Linked DNA regions of Mus musculus: region 2 is linked to region 1. Evidence: chromatin loops called from intact Hi-C (ENCODE). Cell type or tissue: heart. All regions are shown on one strand. Links, peaks and the distances in the headings refer to the core of each region. The heading gives the core; the rest is flanking DNA.

What was found. A loop is a pair of places that touch in the nucleus more often than their neighbours do. Peaks named below come from ENCODE experiments on the same cell type or tissue, not always from the same donor. Only the 100,000 strongest peaks of a DNase experiment are listed, where the experiment ranks them.
Region 2: it touches region 1 in a loop (2.6-fold over the local background); 10 of 42 quality-filtered maps call a loop at or near these places.

Annotation. Positions count from the first base shown.
Region 1 is chr8:117,567,425-117,571,815 of GRCm38, forward strand. Plcg2 (phospholipase C, gamma 2) reads left to right here. Exons shown (of 33, transcript NM_172285.2): 7 at 740-823. Among named protein-coding and RNA genes, the nearest start is that of Plcg2, 71 kb to the left of the region's middle. In heart, for the core only: a CTCF peak has its summit at 2,220 (motif pointing left); no DNase peak of the experiment used is centred there.
Region 2 is chr8:117,496,727-117,501,117 of GRCm38, forward strand. It overlaps Plcg2 (phospholipase C, gamma 2), which reads left to right and starts at 1,549. Exons shown (of 33, transcript NM_172285.2): 1 at 1,549-1,703. In heart, for the core only: no CTCF peak of the experiment used is centred there; DNase peaks (open chromatin) are centred at 1,705 and 1,865; H3K4me3 peaks cover 1,668 bases; H3K27ac peaks cover 818 bases; H3K27me3 peaks cover 1,971 bases.

The DNA.
Region 1 (4,391 bases), core at 313-4,312:
GGTGAAACTTTCCCACAGAGAGATGCTGTCGGGAAATGAACACGTGGTCCGGGGAGCCCCCATAGGAGGCTCACCCAGTCATGTCAGTGTCATTCGTGGGATTCCCCTTGCTGAACAACTTCATTCCTTTGAGTACTACTGAGTTCCTGGGACAGCAGACCCAAGCTGATCCTGACCCTGCCATTCTTGGACCTGCCCATCTCCTCCTCCTCAAGACAGAAAGCAGGCGTGAGAGACAGAGAGGGAGAAGAGAAAAATGTTATTATTAATCCCTGTGTGGTTTTCTCTCTTTCTTTATACATACACGTATGTATGTATGTATGTATGTATATATGTACAACACTTACACACACACACACACACACACACACACACACACACACACACATACACGGGTCCACTCCCTGGCCAAAATAGACATGTAGTCACATCATCATGCAAAATGTGTTTACTCCAACTTCAAAGTCCCCATGGCCTTTTAGTCCCAAGACTGTTGTAAAGTCCAAAGTCTCTTAGGAGACTCTTGGAATTGTTGTATATATGCATATGTATATATATATATTCTTATGTATATGTGTTTACATAAGAATGCACATATATATACATATAGGCTAGGGAATCACTGACTTCAGAGGACGTTGGGTTGATTCCTCCAGCTGTTCAGTTCTTGTGTAGAGGGCGGAGGTGTGAGGGTGGACACCCGACTATGTGCGCTCACCTTTGCCTTCTGTGCTTGCAGGAAATCGGCGCACAGAAAGATGAGCTCAGCTTTGAACAGTTCCATCTCTTCTATAAGAAACTCATGTTTGACCAGCAAAAATCGGTAAGAGGACCCTCGGCTCTTCTCGTGTTTGCTTCAGGCGCAGAGCCGAGAAGCCCACAGGGAAAGGCTTAGCTTCCCACTGAGTCAAGGACGCATGGGCAAGAGTGACCGTGGATGACTTCAGGAGACCAGCAAACGGCCGCAACCATGGTGGAGCTGTAGGAGACACGTCAGGGCATGGGGGTTGCTGATCTTCCTGGTGGGAATTCCATAGCCATAAATTTGATCATAACTCTGAGTATATGAAAAACAAAATACAGTATAATGCACAGCACACTATTAGATCACCTAGGAAGGAAATCCTGCAAATTATTCATAGCCTTCTCTGAGTTTTATGATTTTATGACTTTATTTTTGAGACAGGATTTTCTGTAGTCCAGGCTGACCTCAACTTCATGTAAAGCTGGCCTTGAACTTCCAATCCTCTTTCCTCCAGCCAATGAGCGCTGGGATTATAGAGTGAGTTACCCTGAGGTAGCAGGTTATAGGGTCAGGAGGGGACCAGGGCTTTGTATGTGCTAGGCCATACCCCCTAATCCTTACAGATATTCAACTGGGGACTAAACATGCAAGTGTATGAGCCTATGGGGCCCATTTTTATTCAAGCCAGCATTTCCCACTCCCTGGCCAAAATAGGCGTGTGGAACATCATCGTACAAAAGGCATTCAGTCCAACTTCAAAAGTCCCCATGGTCTTTTAGCCCCGAGACCACCGTAAAGTTCAGGGTCTCTTCTGAGACTCTTGGAATTGTCATAAACTGTTAACCCCTGTGAAATCAAAATTAAAAAGCAGATCACATGCAATGTACAGTGACACAGAATATATGTTATCATATATATATCATATATATATATATATATATATATGACCACACATACATGACACATACACTTTGCCACTGTCTTCTGGGTTCCTACTAGGATGCCTCCTTAAGCCTCACTTAAATTCCTTTCTTAGTCACTTTCTGTTGTTGTTAAGACAGCATGCCTCATCCCCAATCCAAGATGTATTTCAACTTACACTCTTTCACGTTGAAGTGACCTCGATAGTAGCCTAGGCTGTCTTAGAACTTGCTATGTAGCCCAGGTTGGCCCCAAATTGACTCTCCTACTTCAGCTTCCCCAATGCTCAGCCACAACCTAAACTTTTTATTACAGCTTAAAAAAACAAAAAGTGTGTTTCTGTGTAGGCTTGTGTGCATGTGAGAGAGAGGAGAGAGGGAGAGGAAGGGGAGGGAGGATGGTAGAAAGGAGAGAGGGGGTGAGGAGGAGGGAGGGGTGGGGAGGGCGGAGAAACATACTGATTGAATTGAGGTTTAAGGACTCCCTATTCTCCCTGGAATGTGCTAGGTGGAACCCTGGGAAAACATTCAGCCATGCCAAGGTCGCCCTCTGGTGGTCAGAATGCCACATGGCACCTGAGTTGGTATCTCATTTTTGGTTTGGCCTGTGGGTTGGCATTTTAAAATTAATGACCTACATTTAAAACCCAGAGGTCTAGGTGAGGCTGCTGCTGCTGCTGCTGCTGCTTCGTCTTCTTCGTCTTCTTCGTCTTCTTCTTCTTCTTCTTCTTCTTCTTCTTCTTCTTCTTCTTCTTCTTCTTCTTCTTCTCCTTCTCCTCCTTCTTCTTGCTGCTGCTTCTCCTCCTTTTTTCTTCTTCCTTCTTCCTCTTCTTCCTCTTCCTCCTCCTTTTTTCTTCTTTTTCCTTCTTCCTCTTCCTCTTCCTTCTTCCTTTTCCTCCTCCTCCTCCTCCTCCTCCTCCTCCTCCTCCTCCTCCTCCTCCTCCTCCTCCTCCTCTTCTTCTTCTTCTTCTTCTTCTTCTTCTTCTTCTTCTTCTTCTTCTTCTTCATTCTCTTTCTCCTTTTCTTCCTTCCCCTTCTCCTTCCCCTCTTAGGTCACAGAGCCCAAGAGACCACCTGGGGTCAGGCCAGGGATTGTGTGTCCAGTAAGTCTAGAGGTTGCCCACCCAGCTTGTTCATGGCCAAGTGTCGGAAGGGAAGGGCCCACATTCCCTGAGATATCCTGATGGCTTGATGGATCATTTTGGATGCAGGTGATTCTAGCCTGAGGTAGCTGGGATGGGGGATAGGAATCCTCAGATTTAGCAGTGACACTCTGGTTGGTTTCTACCCTGGTGACTGTCCCTGGGCTCCTGAAAACTCATTGCTCCCACCTTCAGAAGACGAGACTGTCAGCGTGCTGTGCTATCCTCCGGCCCTTGGAAACTCAGTTCCCCATCTTCAGCCCTGTGGGTCTTACCGTCTTCCTCTCCCTTTGTCGGTCCCTTCCCCTGTCCAGCTGGGGCCTTCCTTGAGCATGAGGAGAATAATTCCTCCATTATTTTAGTCAGTCATCTGACTTGTACAACAGCTGTTTGCATGACCCAAGTGGGTACCGTGCTTGGCACAGACATGTCCTCTGACCCTGCTGACAGCTCACTGGGGTGGACAGGCTCACTGATATCTGGAGTTACTCAGACCCCAGTGTCCACCCAGGCTCCCTGTTGGGTTAGGTTTGACCACAGAGCCTCACCAAGAAATGCTTTCTACATCCTCATTTGGCTTGTGAGCCAAGTGCCAAATGAGGCCAATAATCTCCTTGCCATGCCTGACACCCCACCTTCTCAAAAGAAACGTGTGTGTGTGTGTGTGTGTGTGTGTGTGAGTGCTTCTGAATTTGAACGGGTAGTCCAACCTTCAGGCTGGTGATGAGAGATGTTTCCAGACATCTTTCCAGAGTATGGGACACCCAGGTACCTGGGGCACCCCCTATCTCCAGCCTGTGGGTGGCCAGAGGACTTGACTGTTGGACGCAGAGCTGTTTACAAGATCTGTCACAGGCCAGTGACTAGAGGGTCATTTCCACCTAGAATACATCTCACCTTTACACAATCACTGTGTTATTGATCAGGCAGGCAAGGTGGACAGAGTGTTTGCCAGGCTGTTAGCTAGAAACAGTCCAGGAGCATATGTGTATGTACATGCGTGCACACAAAAGTGTGTAGGTACACCTGTGTGCATATGCGTATCTCAATGTGTGCATGTGAGCATGTATGTTTGTGTTTACATGCACACACACATGAGTCTTGTGTATGAGTGCATATCTGTATCTATACATATATGTGCATGTGTGTGCACAGGGCTCAGCCAGTGAGCTGGTGCAGATGGAGATCAGAAGGGAGGCGCATCTCAGCTCCTCGAATGTGCGGTTGACATTTCAGAGGGCACAAGGGAAGAGCTGATATGGCCCTATGTTCCTTTTCTGCCCTGAAAGCAGAATGGTAAAAGGGTCATCTGTGAAATATTAAAGGTCTGAAATACAGCAGTAAACACAGAACAGTGTAAGTTACCGCTTGTTGCCGGGACCACAGTACCCAGATAGAAGACCTCCAATGGGGAAAGGCTGAGTTGTGGCCCACGGTCTCAGTCCACTGTGGTGGGGACAGCCTGGTGGCACTCATGGAGTCAGAGACATGTGACAGAGACACCAGAGGTGGTCTCTGGTGGTGGTGGGGGTAGTGTGTGTATGTGTGATGAATGTATGTGTGGTGTGTGCGTGTGTGTCAATG
Region 2 (4,391 bases), core at 154-4,153, 71 kb before region 1:
AGACCCTTAAGGAGACCCTGTGTCTGAAGGGATACATACCTGTTGGATGGTGATTGGTGACAAGAACAAAGCCAGTGGCCACTGTGCTGGGACAGCTGTAAGGTGGCTCTCAGCATGAGGTTGGTAAAGTGCTGACCTAGTGCAGGACATCTGCGGGGGTGGGATGAGGTGGGGGGACACAATGTAAAAGGGAACAGTGGCAAAACCTGTAAACTGAGCCCCGGGGAGTTAGAGGCAGGAGGATCAGAAGGTTGGTCCCTGCTAGAAGATTGAGGTAGCCTGGGCTACATAAAACCAAGTCTTTTTGTTTGTTTGTTTGTTTGCTTGCTTGTTTATTTATTTATTTATCCTTCAAAACAGAATTTCTCTGTGTGGCTCTGGCTGTCTTGGAAGTCCTTCTGTAGACCAGGTTGGCCTCAAACTCAAGAGATTCACCTGCCTCTGCCTCTTGAGTGCTAGGATTAAAGGCACCCAGAAGAAACCAAGTCTCTCTCTCTCTCTCTCTCTCTCTCTCTCTCTCTCTCTCTCTCTCTCTCTCTCTTTCTTTGGACAGGGTTTCTCTGTGTGGCTTTGGCTGCCCTGGAATTCTCCTTGTAGACCAGGCTGGCCTCAAATTCACAGAGATCTGCCTACCTGGGCCTCCTAAGTGCTGGGATTACCAGCCTGAAATCAAATCAAATCATCAAATCTTAAATCTCTCTCTCTCTCTCTCTCTCTCTCTCTCTCTCTCTCTCTCTCTCTCTCTCTGTCAGAATGGAGAGGTGGTTTAGCAGTTGAGAGCACATATTGCGCCTACAGAGACTGGAGTTCAGCTCCCAGCAACCCACATAGCCACAACAGCCTGTGACTCCAGCTTCAGAGAATCCTATGAGCTCTAGCCTCCCTGATCCCCTGTATTCACAGAAATGGATTCACATAAACACACACATATACACATAATTTAAAAATAATATTAAAAAAATTTTTTTGGACACAGATCTCACTGTATAGCCCTAGCTGGCCTTGAACTAATTCAGAGATGTAATTTTGTCATTCTGCCTTCCTAGTTATGGGATTAAAGGTATGGACCGTTAAGCGGAAAAATACATTTTTTTTTCCCCAGAAAAAAAAGCAACGAGTTTTAAAGAACACAGTCTTCCAATTTAAAAGCCAAGATTTCAGTTCTCTAGTGCCCAGTTACTCTTTGAAACAAACTTTTGAGCCTGGCACTGTTTTGCAGAGATGGAAACTGAGGCTGCGGCATTTAAGATAGGAAACAATGTACTACTAAATTCAGCTCTGTCAACCCCGAGTGGGTGAAGATAATCAATGCATGCATGGTATCTGTATGCAGTAGGCGCCCCATAAACTCTGATATTCTTGGGAAATTTCTGTTCTCTTGGCTAAGCGATCGCGGCCAGGCAGGTGGTACTGGGGCTGCCTCAGTTTCCCCCTGGTCGGGCAAGGCATGACTCTTTTAGGATGCTCTGGCGGGTCGGGACCCGCCTTGAGACAGGGCGGCGCGTTAAGGGGGGCGGCCCCGAGGAGTCACGTGGCGCGGCCGCCTCCAAAGCAGAAGTAAGGAGCGCCGCTGAGCAAGACCTGCGCTGCCGGACTGCCCGGGCCCCAGGCGGCTGCTGCACGAGGGACCCCCGAGTCCCCCCAACCCGTGGCTGGCAGGCCCAGGGATTGTGCGGGTGGCTGCGCTCCGGGGGTACCGCCAGGTGAGTAGCCAGGATGGATGGAGCTCCCCGGGGACTTGCGCGTGTGCGGGGACCCTAGAGCTGGCACCGCGTTGGGTGGGGACTGCGCCGGAGCCCAAGAGGGCGCGGGCAGGGCTGGGGTGCGCGATCCGGGCAGGTGGCCGGGTGTGCCCTGGGGAACCCTTGCTTAGGGACAGCCGGGCCCGGCCCAGCCGCCGGCCACTTCCTCTCCTGGGGCTGGCGCCACCTCTCCAGGGTGAGCAGTGGCCAACTAGGGTTTGAATGAGAGACGCGGCTCCGGGTGCTGGGGTGGCCGAAGCGTCTACCTCGCCACCGAGAGTCCTACGCGGGAGCCGCGTCCCTGCTTGCGGGGACTTGATTTTGAACAGTACTTCCCAGTAGTACACAGGTGGCTCCGGGGTGGGGCGGAGCAGCTCTTTCTCCACACGCGATTCTGGGACCCGCCCCTCCCGCAATTCAGTTCAGTTTGGGGATCTCAAAGAGGTCATTTGCCTCGCGGGGAGCCAGAATTCGAAGGGAAGGTGGGTTGTATCCGGACCTAGGAGGTTGATACCTGGAAAGTCAGGAGCAGGCCCTGTCCGTACCCTGATCTCGAACTGTTGAGAGAGAGGCTGGCAGGGCGAGGGGCCGACACGCCCTGGAAACAGGTGGCTTTCTCTCTGAGACCTAAATTTGAATTTCAGTTCCATTTATGTGACACAGCACACAGAGAGGAGCCCCCCCACCCCCACCCCCCGAGTCCAGGTTTCTCTCTTGGGTCCCGTACTAGACCAGAGCCTGTTTTCCGGGGCATCAAAGAGACTCCCTGCAGTTCCTGACCCTGGTGGCAAAGGCCCTTCCTGGTGGGCACAGGTCATGGCCCCTGCTCTTTGCTTCTGCGGGACACTTACAGGATGTTGGGGTCGGGACTAGCCCTAGGCTGTTACCCATTTTGCACGGTTGTGGGCAGCAGTGTAGCAGTCCCAGGGGATTTTGGCTGTGGATTTTTATTGATGCTTAAAATTACTCGGTGCTTGGCCTCCCAGGCAAGGCGGCGTGTGTGGGGTACTCTGAAGGAGCCCCAGCGGGGACCCTTTTGCACCTCCTGGGCGAAGTTGGTGGGAAGTTACTGGTGGGAAAACTTCTGCAAATAATTAATTTCGAAAATAGGCAACCCTCTCCCTGCCCTGTCTCCGCAAAAGGGCTTTTCTGTTTCAACTAACAGAGTGGACCCATTCATATGTCTTGTCCCATCCTCTCTCATTGGCCCCCTCTAGATTTACAAGCAATGCTTTCGAGATATATATATATATATATATCACTAATAACATTTATATTATAACTCATTAATTTGTAAGTTTCTTTTTTTTTAAATCAAAATAGCTCACAAATCTCCCAAGATCAAAATTGGCGTGTGATAATTTATAAATCCACTCTTTTCCGTAGCTTCTGTACATTTTAAATTTTTTAAAATTATTTTTGAGACAATCTCATTATATAGTTCAGGTTAGCCTTGAACTTCTGATCTTCCTGTGTCCACCTCCCAAGTGCTGGGATGATCAGTGTGTGCCAATACTCTTGGCCTGTAGGGGATGCCCTCCCCCCACCCCTCCCCACCCCACCCCCCACCCCCCACCCCCCAACCCCCCTTCCCCCCGTACCCCCCCCCCGTATCCCCCACCGCCCACTTCCCAGAGATGAGGAGCCCAAGTGTTTCTGGTTTTATGGTCCTGTAAGGATCTTTCCGGATGTCTCATTTTGCACAAGAGTGCTTGCTGGATCAACTTTATACTTTAGAGGTGCTTACCAGTGCCCTTAAAAAAAAAAAAAAGTCAACCCTGTTTTCACTTCCACGTGTACAGGTGGACATTGTTGGTTCTTGGATTGGACCTTCCCATGCTTTTAGGATGACCGTCAAATGAACCCCGATATCCCTGGTGCAGTGGGAAGGGCAGGCAATATTCAAGGGTTCAGCTGGTCCAAAGTCTAGTAGAATTCTTCCTTGGGTTTTTGGCTGAAATCCAGCACTGACCCACATGTGCAGAGACTGTTCAAGAGATGGATAGTCCCTGTTTCCTGTTTTGGGGTTCTTGTGTGTGAGAAGTTGGTTTCAAAGTGTGAAGGACATAGAAACGTGAAAAAAAAAAAAAAAAAGAAAAGAAAGAAAAGAGGTTTCTTCCCAGCACCACCAGCCATGTTTGTACTGACTATGTGAGTTGATCAGGTTACCCATAGTAGGGGTGGAGGGAAGGGGAGTCCAGGCTAATTCATTCATTTTGGAAAGAACAAAACAGAAGCAAAGAGGGAGTTATCTTGATGGCTAGGGCCCTGCTCTGGGAATACAGTCAGCTGGAGGAGACCTTCTTGCCTTGGGCGTTGGAGCTTGGAATACTCTGCCTGAACTGGCCACTGCCTGGTGCCCTGTCCAGAATCTGTTTCCAGTGTGGTGTTGCTTCAGGGCTTGGGATCTTGCTGGGGGAAACCTTTCCTGGGCATCTAACAGTGAGAAACAGTGGGGATGCCAGGATGGAGCATTCTGTATAGTGCAGAACTGTGCAACGGGGACCTGGATCTTCCACTTTGTAAGCTGGGTGACCTTGGACAAGCCAGTCCCCCTACCCACTCTTCAAAGAGTCGGCCAGTTTTGTTGGCATATGGCCAAGTACTGCCAGCATTCTGAATTCACAAAAAGCAAGCCCTGAAAGGATC